Regions from separate parts of the Mus musculus genome. Here region 1 is linked to region 2. The links are chromatin loops, found by intact Hi-C in ENCODE. Cell type or tissue: left cerebral cortex. All regions are shown on one strand.

Region 1 (8,000 bases), 390 kb after region 2:
CCTCCCAAGTGCTGGGATTAAAGGCGTGCGTTACCACTCCTGACGAGTTACTAGAATTCTACTGCAGCCCTGGCCATGGAGTAGGTGGGAAGTGTCTGGCATCTGAGGCCACAGAAGGATTGGCTGTATCCTTTTAGGGGATCTGAGCATGAGTTCTGAGGATGGACTAGGGACCTTTGGAGAACAAGTCAAGACTGGACTTTGAATTTTGAGCCCCACACAGGATGAGTGACCAGAGTGGTCCTAGACCTCAGGGCTTCTAGTCTGAGCATCTGGAAGGACAGACCTGAGCTCCACTGCAGGACACCATTCGGTGAAAGGAATCAGGGAGGTCGGAGTTGAGATGCAGTGCTCAGTGGTACCGGTCCTGACCTCATGGAAGTTCCTGACAGTAAACAAATATTTGCCAGATCATTCTGGTCATTGTGGTAAATCCCAGGGACAGCCTGACCTGTTCTGAAAGGCGGGATGCTCCCGGGTAGTCCACGCTGGAGATGAGGTGGTCTGGGGGAGAGGCCTGAGCTTGGAGAGATTTTACTGATTCATTACAGCTGGTGATGTAGAGGAGATGCACGCAGCTTCTGTGTGCCTAGAAGAGGCCACTATGCCTTCCAGGGGAAGCAATCAGGACCTCATGCGGGGTTCCAGTATCTTACCTCCCCTACTAAAATCCAAACATCTGGAGCCCTCTGCTTCCGAGTAGCAAGCTCTTCCGGGATCTGGTCAGCTCTGGAAGTTGTCTATGATTGAGACTGTAGCAAGAGTGACTGCAAAACTGTGCTCCATTTCCTAAAACAGACACAATTCCATTCTGTCTATCCTTTGCATGGCTTCCCCCTCTGTCTCCCTGAAACCCTGTCGTCGGGTTTTTATTTTCTTGGTATAGGAAGAAGCTGCCCTTCCCGTGGGCTCCCCTGTGTCAGGGCCACTCAGTAGGACGCCATCTCCACAGCCTCCCCACAACACAGACTATCCGTGTGATCCACTTCTTTCTCCCCTCAGCTCTGAAATGCAGATATCCTGGATAACCAGCTTCCCTTTTGGGTATCTTGTGTGGTCCCCTCCCCTCTTCTCTCCCGTCAACCCTGCAGTGTAGACTCCCCAGATGACTCCCTTCTCTCTCCTCCACAGTGTAGACCTCTCAGACGACCCAGTTCTCTTTCAAGATGCCCGCCCCGACGTGCTTCTCCTGTCACAAGACCCGTGCTGCCCTCCGTCGCCCACGTTCTGGGCAGGCGCTGTGCGGCTCCTGCTTCTGTGCTGCCTTTGAGGCTGAGGTGCTACATACAGTGCTTGCCGGGCACCTGCTGCCGCCGGGCGCTGTAGTGGCCGTGGGTGCCTCTGGTGGCAAGGACTCCACAGTGCTGGCACACGTGCTGCGTGAGCTTGCGCCCCGCCTGGGCATCACCCTGCACCTGGTGGCGGTGGATGAGGGCATCGGCGGCTACCGGGACGCCGCGCTGGAGGCAGTGCGCAGTCAGGCGGCGCGCTGGGAGCTGCCGCTCACCATCGTGGCCTACGAAGATCTCTTCGGGGGCTGGACGATGGACGCCGTGGCCCGCAGCACCGCAGGCTCCGGCCGCAGTCGCTCCTGCTGCACCTTCTGCGGGGTGCTGCGGAGGCGCGCGCTGGAGGAGGGTGCGCGCCTTGTGGGAGCTACACATATTGTGACAGGTGAGCACTGGTGTGCAGCAGGAACGGTGTGGGTGTGGAAGAGTAGTGTGCCAGGAAGTGCAAGATAGTGGGGTGGGCTGGGGTCTCCACTCCCCCCCCCCCCTTTATGGTGCTGAGAACTTCCACTGTCCCTCCTTTTTATCTCTGGGTTCTGAGTGTTCGTTCCAACGCCCACCTCCACTCTCCCAGGCCCCAGTGTCTCTATGGTCCCTTTTACATTTTCTCCTTAGGGAGGATCTACCGGGTCCTCTCATCTGCTCCAGGGGTTCCCGGCCTCTTCTCCACTTTTCCTGTTGTCCAGGGCTTCTTGGGGCCCCCCTCCTCGTGTAAATACCAGGCTTGTACACACGCCTCAGCTGGGGCCTACTGAGTCTGGCCATTGGCAAGAGCAACAGCAGGCTATGAGTGCGGTGACACAGCTCTGAGGGGGAAAGGTATCTTGGCAGTCAGGAGCCAAGGAATATCACAGAGTCACACCATACAACAAATCTCGCACAAGAGATTGATTGAAAGTGACACAAGAAGGTGGCTGCCTCTGCTGCAGTGAGAAGCCATGGAGTACTGAGCAGGGGACCGGCTTAGAGTATTTAACATGGAAGAGTTTACAGGGTGAAGATTTCCAAGGTGGGGATTGGTGACATTTCAAGTCAGAGTGCTGGGTTTTCAGGCTCAGGGATTGGTGGATTTCGGTAACTTTTCAAACCAGGAAATGAGCTGGGACTTTTTACCTTCTCTTCTTTGTCCTAATCCTTCACCTGACCTGAGCTCTTTCTCCCGCAGGCCACAACGCTGACGACATGGCTGAGACGGTGCTCATGAACTTCCTGCGTGGTGATGCTGGGAGGCTGGCGAGGGGTGGGGTGCTGGGCTCCACGGGCGAGGGGTGCGCACTTCCCAGGTGCCGGCCTCTGCAGTTTGCCTCGCAGAAGGAGGTGGTGCTGTATGCGCACTTCCGCCATCTCCGCTACTTTTCCGAGGAGTGCGTGTATGCCCCTGAGGCCTTCCGTGGTCATGCCCGGGACCTGCTTAAGCTCCTGGAGGCGGCCAGACCATCAGCCGTGCTGGACCTCGTGCACTCGGCAGAGCGCCTAGCTCTGGCTCCGGCAGCAAAGCCCCCTCCTCCAGGCACCTGCTCCCGCTGCGGAGCCCTGGCCAGCCACAAGCTCTGCCAGGCCTGTGCCCTCCTGGATGGCCTCAACCGAGGCCTGCCGCGCCTGGCCATCGGCAAGGGCCGCCGTGTGCTGCAAGTTGAGCCTCCACAGCCTGGGAACCCAAGCCTAGTCACCAGTGACCCTGTGGCCCCAGCAGGACCCTGCACCTGCAAGCAACCGAAAGATAAAGCCAACCCATGCGGCAATGGAGGGGACCGGGCAGGAGCCACCTGTGTATCGCAGTGTGACCTGAGCCCCGGGAATGGAGAGGACCGGGCAGGAGCCACCTGTGTATCGCAGAGGGACCTGAGCCTTGGGAATGGAGGGGACCGGGCAGGAGCCACCTGTGTATCGCAGTGTGACCTGAGCCCCGTGGCGGAGTGACCTGAGCTCTGCACTCTACATTGCCCTGTGTCCGGGGAAGTGATTGTACCCCACTGCCCTGCAACTGTGGAGTAATCTATACACTGTGAAGTGATTTCCCTTCAGTGCACGGCACCTTGGGACTGACCTGTTTCCGTGTGGAGTGGCTGTACCCTGCAGAGTCGCTTGAGCCCTGCAGATTATTTAAAGTGTCCAGTGCCCTGCAACCTGAGCCCCGTGTCCTACCTGTACCCCATGGAAGGATGGGCCCTGTAGAGCAACATGAACCTTGAAGTATAGGGCGCTCTAGGCACAGCTACCAGCTCTAAGAGAGAAGGGACCAACACCCATGCATTCCCGCACACCTCTGTGGGCTCAGAGAGCCCTGGCCCTCCTTTTCTGTTTTCCCAAGTCAGGTAAACAAAGTCACATGCGTACTAGGAATATTCACAATCGTCACTATACCCGTCTCATCCAGGCACAGCTCTCGCACCTACGGGAACTGGAGAAAGTTTGTTCTGAACCAGTTGGGACCTTCCATGGGCGGGTATGTGAATTGAGGTTGCCTGGGAAACTGCCGTGGGAGCAGTTACACAAACGTTTACAGCCCTAGGACAATAGAAAGTCATTAATCAAGACATTGGTCAAGTATGTCGGTGTGAACTGCAGGTAGACAGGTTATAGCAAAGCTGAAATCCCTTCTGTCAGTCTGAGGAACTATCTGATGACTTTCTTAGCTTGTGGGTCTTTGGAAGCCAGTGGTCTGCTGAGCTGATAGGTTCTGAACCAAATTTGTAGTTTTCACATGGTTGTTGAGTTAGTGTCCTGGCTGGCCATTTTTTGGTTTTGTTTTGTCAACTTTACACAGGCTGGGGTCATCTGAGAAAATGCTTCCATAAGATTGGCCTACAGGCAAGCTTGTGGGGCATTTTCTGATTGATGATTGATGTGGAAGGGCTCAGCCCACTGTGGGCGGTCCAGTCCCTAGGCAGGTGATCCTGGATACTATAAGAAAGCAGGCTGAGTAAGCCAGTCAGTAGTAGTGTTCCCTCATGGCCTCTGCCTCAGTTCCTGCTGACTTCCCTCAGTAATGGAGTGTGACCTAAAATGTAAGTTGAAATAAAACTTTTTCTCGAAAGATGTTTTTGGTCTGGTGTTTTATCGCAGCAATAGGAAATGAAAGTAAGAGTGTCCACATACGGGTCTTCATCACACACGTTGCTTTCAAGGGGACTTCATCTTTGCTTTGGAGTGCTTATATCTACCTTCTCATTTCTTCCCCATGGCAACTTCAAGGGACCACAGGGCCTGTCACCAGTCCTATCTATAATAGGGTGACTGCCTTGCCCAGTCCTGGTATCTGTTGTGAGTGAGGAGGGCACCCCAAGCTTGGACTCTGGAGACAGAACTTGTGCTGAGTCTCTGCCTTAACCTCTCTAAGGTGCCATTTCCTCCTGTGAAAATGGAACTGTCTTGCCTTCACCCCTATCTTGGGAGATGAGAGTCCAGTTATCCAAGTCCATGTCCAGCTTGGCTCTGTATACTGGGGATTGGCCACCAGGGGGCTCCAGGCTTCTGGGTGCTGCCTTGCCATATTAAGAAGTTGAGAGGCTGAAGAACCTTCCCAAGAAGAGGGTTCCTCAAAAGTACTAAAAACTTCCCTGGATCATTCCCCCAACATTGGGCAAAGGGTGCTCCTTAGCCTCTGTGGCCCTGTCCTCTTGGAAGTGACTCCATAGGTCTCTATTTACCAAATTAAGATAAGTTAAAAAGCAAAGGTGGATGCCCTGCCGCCATCAGGTCCCCCTAGGCTTATAAAGCACCAGGTCAAATATTCATTCAGCAAATATTGGACATCTTTTTGTCTGGTCCTCCTGCAAGTGCCAGGAAGCTGCAGTGGGCAGAGACAGGAGCCCCTCCACAAATTTTCAGTCTGGGGTGGGGGCGGAGGGAGGGCCATTGCAAACAAATAACGAGTGATTGTGACTGTCGCTTTTTCCTTTTTTTAAAAATTTACTTAAAAATATACAGCTCAGTATTGACATTTTTAAGTCATCGAAATAATTTATAATAGTTAAATGCCTCTTAAATATACATGAATTCTTCTGAAGCTAAAAGTAATATGCACTCAACCAGTTTTTAAAATCTACTTGGAACATTAAACATGATAGAAGTAGAAAAAAAAAATCTCTCATGAAGTCCTCTATGAAAGGGAATTGTGACAAGTTCCTGATTAGACAGAAACCATTCCATCTCCAAGGGAGAATGCACAGTGTAACTGTGGCTTCATAGAATGAATTGGGCAGTGTTCCTTCTGTTTCTATTTTGTGGAATAGTTTGAAGAGTACTGGTATTAGGTCTTCTTTGAAAGTCTGATAGAATTCTGCACTGAACCCATTTGGTCCTGGGCTTTTTTTGGTTGGGAGACTTTTAATGACTGCTTTAGGGGTTATGGGACTGTTTAGATGGTTTATCTGATCCTGATTCTGGTATTTGGTATCTGTCTAGAAAATTGTCCATTTCATCCAGGTTTTCCAGTTTTGTTGATTATAGCCTTTTGTAGTAGGATCTGATGGTGTTTTGGATTTCCTCAAGTTCTATTGTTATGTCTCCCTTTTCATTTCTGATCTTGTTAATTAGGATGCTGTCTCTGTGCCCTCTAGTTAGTGTGGATAAGGGTTTATCTATCTTGTTGATTTTCCTCAAAGAACCAGCTCCTGGTTTTGTTGATTCTTTGTATAGCCCTTTTTGTTTCTACTTGGTTGATTTCAGTCCTGAGTTGGATTACTTTCTGCCCTCTCCTCCTCTTGGGTGCATTTGCTTCTTTTTATTCTAGAGCTTTCAGATGTGCTGTCAAGCTGCTAGTGTATGCTCTCTCCAGTTTCTTTTTGGAGGCACTCAGAGCTATGAGTTTTCCTATGTCCCATAAGTTTGGGTATGTTGTGCCTTCGTTTTCATTAAATTCTAAAGTCTTTAATTTATTTCTTTATTTCTTCCTTGACCAAGTTACCATTGAGTACAGCGCTGTTCAGCTTCCATGTGTGTGTGGGCTTTCTGTTGTTTTTTGTTGCTATTAAAGAGCAGCCTTGGTCCGTGGTGATCTAATAGGATGCATGGGATTATTTCAGTCTTCTTGTGTCTGTTGAGGCCTGTCTTGTGACTGATTATATGGTCAGTTTTGAAGAAGTTTTTTTCCCCTTTTTTCAACGCTGAAGATTGAATTAAGGACCTAACATGCCAAGCCACACCCTCAGCCCCTCACAGGGGGATCCTAGACAATCTATCTCTGAGCTACATCCCCAGCACAAAGGTTTGCTTGTCAAAAATAGAGTAGAGGGAGCCATGAAGGAAAGGCCTCTGGGGAGGTGGCCTTTGAGCAGCGACCCACATAAAGCTAGGGGAACAAATCTCAAAAGTATGGGGGAGGGAGTTCCCCCTGGAGGAGGGAACCGCCAATTCAGCAACTAGGGTATAGGAATAACCTTGATCTCTTCCAGGCATCTGAAGCTGGACCAGGTGTGTGGAGTCAAGACTTGAATTTTATTCTAACAGTGAAGGCCAGTCTCTATTCCGGGTCTATCCAACAACTGCTGTGACAGAGAAGTAGCTATGGACAGGGATGGGGGAACAGAGGAGGGGCTGGGGGCGGTAAGGGTGTGACTGAAGACTCTCTAGGCAGATTGTACAACTCCAAGCTTTTCTCTTGTGGGACTGGACCCGTACCAAGAGGGTGTTCCATCCCGGCTAGTGCAGTGATAGGAGAGTAATGCTTGTTTAATACTTATGCTAGATGAACATGCAACCCAGTGAAGTAACTTGCCGAGACTCACATAACTGTGACTCAGGGAGGGAGCAGGGACTCTAGGTTCTTAAACTGGAATCCAGAGGACCTGCTTCCAAATGCATGCACAGCAGGGCACCTCTCATTTCTGGAATATCTCCAGGGACTCTGCCCTGCTACTGAGCCTCTTGTGTGAGAAAGGGGCTGTGTTCACATTTGAACACAAGGGGGCGCTGTGACCACATCTGCGCACCAAAACTGGGTATCCAGCCCAGGCCCAGACAGCACTGGATCTAGAGAAGCCTGAAACCTCTGAGTTTTCATAAAGATGATGTGTCCTTCCTTGCCTTGCACAGACTCTGAGCATGAGACCCGGTAACGCAGCTAAACTGCAGAAACTGCTCAGGACAGAGCCTAAAGGCTGGAGAGGAAGAAGAAAGGGGCTGGGAAGATGGAGGCCAGAGAAGGAGAGAGAGGAAAAGAAATAAAAAGAAGGAACACACAGCTGTAATGTACTGCAACAGTTCGATACTGACAGGTGTCGGTAAGGATGTGTCCTGTCCATTTAAGCGGAAAAGGGGTGGCCTAAAGGAGACAGCCCCATCCCAGCAGAGAACCGTGTAAATTGAGGTGGTACTTGGCTGACCGCTGGAAAGCATTCCTGGAAGAGGGAATGACTAGCCTAGAATCCGAGAGTGGAGGACAGGACAAGTGACAGAGGAGAGAGTGTGAGGGGCAGGTGTTGAGATGCAGAAGCAAGCCCTGAACTCTCCCGGGAGGGGAGGATAAGAATCACGGTTGCGGGCATTTCCTAACACCTCTCAGCCTAGGCTAGTGAGGAAAGACCTGACTCAGCGCTGGTCCCTGCCCTCAGTGGGCTCTCCCTCTGGTGAAGGAAGAGGGTGCAGGCACTGACAAGTCAGGACCAAAGGGTTACATGCCACTGTTGCCATTGTGAGACTTCAGAAGGGATCCTAGAGGTGGGGCGCCCAGCACGGTGTGGTGCGTCATAGAATGCGGAGGTGATGTTT
Region 2 (8,000 bases):
GGCTGTTCCTGAGTTTGGCCTCCACAGACTCACATTTCTGAAAGCTTGGCCCGTGATCAGAACTATGTGGCAGGTAGCTGTTTACTGTCACAGGAACTTCCATGAGGACAGGACAAGCATCATTCACCCCCTCTAGCCGGCATCTCAAGCCCCGCAAATGCTTGATCCCTTTCACCAAGTGGTGTTCTGCAGCAAGCTGAGGCTCCGCCCTCCCAGGACTCAGGCCTGGAGTCCTGGGACCCAGCACCACCCTTTTCACTCACCCTGTCAAGGGCTCAAAATACAAAGTCCAGTCCTGACCTTAGCTCCATATGCCTCACAGGGGGCATCCTTAAACCTCACCCCCAGGTCCTCAAACCAAACATAGCAAATATTGTTTCAAATAGATGCAGAATCTAGATACTTCACACCTGCTCCACAGCCAGCATGATATTATGCACAGTTTCTCTCTGGACTGTGCAGGGGGCTTCCTGCTGGTCTCCTTGCTTCAACCTACCCCTCACCTACTGTTGTGGTTTGAATAGGTTTGGCCTCCAGAAACTCATATTTCTAAAAGCTTGGCCCATGAGGAGTGGCACTACTAGGAGGTGTGGCCTTGTTGGAGTAGGTGTGGCCTTGTTGCAAAAAGTGTGTCTCTGTAGGGGTGGGCTTTGAGTTCTCCCATACTCAAGAACCACCCAGTGTAGAATTCTATTTTCCTAGCTGCCAAAAGAAGAGAGTTTACCCTGGCTGCCTTCAGGATACAGTCCCCATCTGCTGCCTGTGGATCAAGATAGAAGACTTCTGACTCCTCCAGCACCATGCCTGCTTGTATGCTGCCGTGCCTCCCACCATGATGATAATGCACTGAACCTCTGAAGCTGTAAGCCAGCCCCAATTAAATGTTGTCTTTTATAAGAGTTGCCTTGGTCATGGTGCCTCTTCACAGCAATGGAACCTAAAGCATGTACACATCCTCCTGTATCCATGCGAGCCAATGAGATGCTGTGTCTCCCTCACATTCGCCTATGGATCTTGTCACTTTAGTAAATGTTAATGGCCTGAGTCCACATGGCTCCAGTTTTTATTGTATGGAAATGTTACTCAGTGGCTCCCAAAGCAGCATTCCTTTCCACATGCTCTCTTGAGGACTCACCTTTCATGCCCTCTAAATCTGAAGTCTCCCCATTCTCAAGACTTCCTGACGTTCTCGCCGGATCCAATCCCAGGCAGGCTGGGAGCTGTGCTTTATCGGCACCTCAACCCGCACTGTGAGCCTGAAGACACCACAAGTCCTCTGTGGTCTGGCTGAACTGCAGTCAGCTTCTGAAGGTGTTCTCCACTTTTGGCCAAACTGATCCCAGTGCCTGAGACACCCAGCAGAACACTGGCACAACCTGGCTCCCCTCATCCAGTGTGTGTGTGTGTGTGTGTGTGTGTGTGTGTGTGTGTGTGTACACCACACAGGGCATGAAAGTAGAAGGGAGACTATATTGAGAAGAGGAGAAGAAATCTGAAGACAGAACATTGCGTTTGCTAAACAGTTGTACACATGTGTATGCTTCATGTAGGGTCTCATGTCGCTGGCCTCAAACTCACCACGTACTTGAGACTCACCATGAATTTCTGATCCTCTTCCACCTGCTGAGTGCTGAGATCACAGGTGTATATAGCCAAGTCGGCCTTAGATCTCATATGTATAGCTGAATGAGATGTGAAAGAGGAGGGCCTGCAGAAGAAGGGGAAGAGGGAGCTGGTGGGAAGGTGAATCTGCACTAACTACAGTGATATGTGTGTGTGTGTGTGTGTGTGTGTGTGTGTGTGTGTGTGTGTGTGTATGTATATCACTGTAATATATAACATATAATATTATATATATATTGCCACAGTGAAACTCATTATTTTCTACATCAGCTAAATTAATAAAAGAAAAATTAGTCTACCAGTGGTGGTGCACCTCTTTAATCCCAGCACATCAGAGGCAATGACAAGTGCATCTCTGCATTCAAGGCCAGCCTGGTCTACAGAGTGAGTTCCACTACAGCCAGGGCTACACAGAGAAACCCTGTCTGAAAACAAAATAATCAAACAAACAACCTGTACTGGCTGGTTTTGTGTGTCTACTTGACACAAGCTGGAGTTATCACAGAGAAAGGAGCCTCCCTTGAGGAAACACCTCCATGAGATCCAGCTGTAAGGCATTTTCTCAATTAGTGATCGAGGGTGGGAGGGCCCATTGTGGGTGGTGCCATCCCTGAGCTGGTAGTCTTGGGTTCTATAAGAAAGCAAGCTGAGCAAGCCAGTAAAGAACACCCCTCTATGGCCTCTGCATCAGTTCCTGCCTCCTGACCTGCTTGAGTTCCAGTCCTGACTTTTCTTTGGTGATGAACAGCAATGTGGAAATGTAAGCTGAATAAACCCTTTCCTCCCCAACTTGCTTCTTGGTCTTGATGTTTGTGCAGGAATAGAAAGCTTAAGACATAATCAAACAAAGTTTCGTTTACTCAAGCATCTACTGAGTGTCTCCAAGTTCCCAACCCGCGGTGGTTATGGGTGACCCACAAAGGGAAACCTGGAAACTAGCATTCTAGGGGAGGGGCCATGTCATGGACGGAAAAGTACACAGTCCAAATGCTCCTTAAATAAGGAAAAACAAAAACAATGGGAAGGGCAGGTAAGATGGCTGCACAGGCAAAGATGCTTGCTGCTGATCTTGCTGCATGGTCTTGGAACCCATGTGGTAGACAGCAGGACAGACCCCCAACCCCAAATGTTGTTTCACACCCTCCATATTGGATCCAGATTTTTTGGGGGGTAGGGGGAGAAGACCCTGTAAGTCACTATATAGCCAAGCGAAGCTTGAACTTCTGCTCCACTTCCCAAGTGTAGGGCTACTGACATGAACTGCACTTAGGGCTCCATGCTCGCTCGGCCAGGCTCCTGCCAAGTGTCCATCCCTGACCTATACTGTAACAGGATTCTTCGGTGTGAGTGTGAATAGAGCAGAGAGCAACAAGGACAGAAACAGTGGTGCAACGTGACTCAGAACCTGGCAGATGCTGTAAAGGAGACCAGGAGAGTCTGGGTCTCTAGAAATAAAGCAGAGGGGACTCACTCAAAATCTGGAAGAAGAAACTGGGTGAGGGAGATGGAGGAGCAGATTCAAATACATTTGCACTCACGACAGCTGGGCCAGTTGAGAGGAGGCAGGAGGTGTGTGAGGAGGGAAAGACTAAGGAGTTGGTTTCTGGAAAGGAAATGGGAGTTTCCTTTGGACATAATAAGGCATTCATGGCTCTGGAGAGTGTTTTTGTGAACCCTAGGATAGTTCTGGCCCATAAGCCAGGCTCTTACAGCTACTTGAATACCCCTAAGCCCAGCTTCACCCCCATGGGGTTGTAGCCAGGACAGAGAAGGGTGTAATTTCATGCACCCTCCCAGGTTGGAGAGACAGAAATCAACATGGGCTACACTGATCGAAACAAGTCAGCTGAGGAGCAAGCTGTTTAGGTCAGGTCCAGGGTAGGAGACAGAATGGGCTGTCATTGCTCATAGGGAGCTTACCAGAATGCTGGGAGAGAAGGCCGAGACCAGACCCAGGCACTGTAGTGTATGTCTTAAGGAGTTCAAGGCTAGCCTCTGTCATATAGCTCACGGATAGCCTGATCTTCATTAGATCCAGGGAAAGGGGAAGGGGAAGGGGAAGGGGAAGGGGATGGGGAAGGGGAAGGGGAAGGGGAAGGGGAAGGGGAAGGGAAGGAAGCCTTCAATTCTGACAGGGTAGACTACACTAGGAGGAACCAGGCAATCACTTGGGCAGAACTCGTTGCAAGTTGGCTGGGAAGCCCAGGAAATCATAGACTGACAAAAGGACTACGACTCCCAGAGGGCTGTGGAGCCACCAGCCTACAACTCCCAGGGGCCCACAAGTTAGGGGTGGGGGGGTTTCGCTATTGGACCCAGAGGGCTTGCTTCTTTCGAATGTGATGGGCTTGTATCTATCAGTAAGGCTCTGCAAAGAGGAGTGCTCTGCCACCCAAGCCCAGGGTACCCTTGGCCATCCCACCGGTTCCCTTCTGCGCCTGCTGCCGATTATCTGCAGCATTTGGCGGTTCAACATCACCGCGTTTCACGGCAGAGTATATTGCAAAACCAATGAATAGATTTTAGATGTTATGCGTTCGTGAGAAGTGTGATGAGAAGAGACCTGGAAAGGGAGTAAGAATTATGGGAGGTGGAGCCCGCGCTAGATGCATTTCCAGATCTGACCACGAGGTGGCGCTAAGTGGGCATATGCGCACTTTCTTCAGGAAAAGGAACCTGGGAGTACAGATATATCAGATCTATCATGCTTGCTATTGTCAAGTAATTGTGGGGAGGAGCATACCTGTCTGTTGCCAGGTAACTGTGGTGAAGCTTAGACAGAATTCTAACATTTACTTTTACTTTTTAAAATGTGGATCAGTGTTTTTGCTTGCATGTGTGTCTGTACATGTGGTATCTACAGGTCCACAGAGGTTGTCAGATGCCCTACAAGTTAGATGGTTGTGAACCACCATGGAGGTGATGGGAATCAAACTTGGGTCCTCTGGACAAGCAACAAGTACCACTGAGCCATATCTTTCAGCCCCCAATGTATGGTTTTTAAAGGGCACATTTGATAATGTAAAAGTCTAACACAAGTCCCAAGGTGATATTGGGAGAAGCTGTATCTACAGAAACCGATTGGAATAATCAGGACTGTGGAAAGATTACAATGTTGCAGGTTCAGAGGCCAATTGACTTACTTGGGCTAGTTCTAGCCCTCTGGAACAGCTCTCCCAGGCCCACTTCTGTGGCAGAACCAACATCTTGTGACTAACAGATAAAAACGTTTTAGAAACTATTAACTTGCCGGACATGGGGCGGGGGTGGGGGTTGGGGGGAGAGACACCCTGACCTTTAATTCCATTTCTTAGGAGGAAGATGCAAGTGAGTCTCTGTGAGTTAGAGGCTAGCCAGATCTACACAGTGAGTTCCAGTGTAGCATAGAGAGATCTTGTCTCAAAAATATTTTTAAAAGATTTATTTATTATATGTAAGTACACTGTAGTTGTCTTCAGATGCACCAGAAGAGGGCGTCAGATCTCATTACGGATGGTTGTGAGCCACCATGTGGTTGCTGGGATTTGAACTCAGGACCTTTAGAAGCTCAGTCCGTGCTCTTAACCTCTGAGCCATCTCTCCAGCCCCTCAAAAATATTTTTAAAAGGAAGCTATTAACTTAGCTGACCACTAGCTTCCATGAACCTAGAAGCCAAGAGTGTAGTCAGATTGCATCTTGGGCCTAAAAAAAAATCTCCTCCATCTCATTGCATCTGCCTCTCTGATGTACCCACCAATGTAGTTTAAACTTGCCTGGATTTATGACTTTTTTCCACGTTGGAACATGGGATTGGGGGTAACTTAAGCCTGGATTCCTCAGACCATAGTCACTCAAACTGGTGCCAATTTAATCCCTTAAATCAGCTTTTATTTATTTATTTATTTATTTATTTATTTATTTATTTATTTTTTGCTTCTACAGTTGTTTGCTTGCTTGTTTATTAAGACAGCTTCTTACTATCTAGCTCTGGCTAGCCTAGAACTTGCTTTATAGACCACACTGCCCTAGAACTCAGAGATCCGCCTGCCTATGCCTCCAAAGTGCTTGGATTGATGGAGTATCCTATATGTCTCACCTTTGCTGTGCAGACTTTCATCTGAGCTTTTCAAGCCATTTCTGAGGAAAAGACCATGGCCATATACGCCTTAAGCACTTAAGCCTGGGGTGTAACTATTTTGGCAAAAGCATCTATGTGTGAAAGGAACACTGCCTCTAGAGAGGTCACTACAGCAAATGCTGATGCCAGAGTTCCTGCTTCCCTCCCAGCTCTCTGAGGCTTTGACCAGACTCTTGGATAGGAAGCGCCTTACTCTCCTTTCCCTCTGTGTCCTCCAAACTCAGTTTGCTCCCTGGGAAACTGAAATGTTTCCACATTTAAGGATTTTGGACCTCTTACTGGGAAACAACAGTACTTAACAGAGTGAGAATGGTGTATGTGCACATATTAGTGTGGATGCATGTGCGGCTAGAGGACACCAAGTGTCCTGCTCTATCCCACTTTAACATATTCCCTTGAATCGGCATCTTTCTAGTTAATCCTGTAGCCTAGGCTGACAACCAACAATCTGGAGAAATTCGTCTGTCTCCACCTTGACAGTGCTGGGGGTATAAGCTTGCATGACAACTGTCTTGTCCGCTGTTCAGAGTCACCATGACCAAGGCAACTTAGAGAAGAAAGGACTTAATTGGGGGTTGGCTTATATTTTCAGAGGGTGAGTCTATGATTACTGTAGTGGAGAATACGGTTGCAGGAAGGCAGGCATCATGCTGGATCAGTGTCCGAGAGCCCACATCGTATCTGTAAGTTGCAGGCAAAAGGCTGGACTTGGCATGGACTCTTAAAACCTCAGAGCCCACCCCTAGTGACGCATCTCCTGAATGCCATACCTACTCCAAGAAACTCATGTCCCCTAATCCTTCACAAATAGTTCCACTGAGGGCCAAACACTCAAATATATGAACATATGAGGCCCATTCTCTTTCAAACCACCACAACACTATCCATCCATCATTTTATGTGAGTGCAAGGATCTTAAGTCTTCATTCTTCTACAGCAAGCATTCTTGCCCACTGAAGCCATCTTTCCAGCCAGTGATTGAATATTTAAACAGATATTGACGTCATACACTTTCACTTTTTTTTTAATTTCATGAGAGTGTGCGTTGCTTGTATATATGTCTATGGACCATGTGCATACCTGATGCCCACAGAGGGTAGAAGAGGGCATCAGCTCCTCTGGGACTGCAGTTACAGACGGTTGTAAACCGCCATGTTCTTAACCAGTGACCCATCTCTCCATCCTCTGCACCTGTTGTTTTGTGAGACAGGGTCTCACGTATCCCAAATAGCCTTGAATTTCTGATCCACCAGCATCCAGGTCCTTAGTGCTGAGATGCTGAATGTGTGCCACCATACCTAGCTTTATGCAGTGCTGGGAATCAAACTCAAGGCAGCAGGTATCCTAGACAAGCACTCTGCCAACTGAGCCTCATCCTCAGACCCCAGAATCTCTACCTACACAGTATCTTTCGAAGAGGTTTCATATTTTCCCTTTAGTTTGCTCTGTATTTTCTGTGGACCTTGAACTGTCTATAGTGTGTTACTGAGATTTCCCGTTCATTGAAAAGGGGGCCTTCATAAGCCTGGATTCGATCACACAGAGATCTGGACACTGCCTCCTACCTCTTGCTCCCTTGTTCTAATGAAGAGCTGGGGTTGGGTCATGCCTGCTGGGAAGGAACAGGAAGTCCAGTCTCACTGGGAACATGATCTCTCACATCATAGCATGCCCCCAAAGTCATGGACAAGCATATGATGACCTCTCTACAAACACCAGAAGGCCACCTTAGTATGGGTCACAGGTCACCAAGCCTGGCAACCTGGAGCTCACAATCTGCAGGCAGCTTGACAAGCCACAGTGAGTCTTTTTCCAGGCAGTTTGGCTGATCTGAGCATCCCTCAGCCATCCTTAAGGAAGGGGGAGGAAGAGACATGGTGCGTCTGGTGAGTTTCCAGGACTTCCTGGAGACTTGGTGATGTTTACTTACTGTGTGGGTACTTGCTCATGGGTGGCAGTGCTAGGGAAGCCAGGATCATTGGATCCCCTCGAGCTGGAGTTAAAGCCAGTTGGAAGACTGGACTTGGGTCCTCACCAGGTAACTTCTTTTAGCAGCCAAGGAGATTCTCTAGATCCTCACTTCCTGAGTCTTCATGAGCTTCCTTGCAGGGTGGAATGTTTCACCTCCCTTTAGTACATCCTGTTTCCTAACCCCTCCAAGACGGAAAGTTCTATTTCAGAGGAAACTGCTTCACAACAGACAAGCAGCAAGCTCTCTCAACTGCTGAGCCAGCTCTCCAGTCCTGAAAAAAAAAGCAA

What was found. Peaks named below come from ENCODE experiments on the same cell type or tissue, not always from the same donor. Only the 100,000 strongest peaks of a DNase experiment are listed, where the experiment ranks them.
Region 1: it touches region 2 in a loop (4-fold over the local background); 5 of 42 quality-filtered maps call a loop at or near these places.

The regions. Positions count from the first base shown.
Region 1 is chr7:43,673,973-43,681,972 of GRCm38, forward strand. It overlaps Ctu1 (cytosolic thiouridylase subunit 1), which reads left to right. Exons shown (of 3, transcript NM_145582.1): 2 at 1,132-1,674; 3 at 2,455-4,326. The coding sequence starts at 1,167. The coding sequence ends at 3,209. It also overlaps a transcript of Klk14 not described here. Among named protein-coding and RNA genes, the nearest start is that of Ctu1, 5.9 kb to the left of the region's middle. In left cerebral cortex, CTCF peaks have their summits at 4,746 (motif pointing right) and 7,193 (motif pointing right); DNase peaks (open chromatin) are centred at 4,739 and 7,195.
Region 2 is chr7:43,279,130-43,287,129 of GRCm38, forward strand. No RefSeq gene overlaps it. Among named protein-coding and RNA genes, the nearest start is that of Gm35588, 29 kb to the left of the region's middle. In left cerebral cortex, a CTCF peak has its summit at 4,249 (motif pointing right); DNase peaks (open chromatin) are centred at 3,938 and 4,236; H3K4me3 peaks cover 521 bases; H3K27ac peaks cover 356 bases.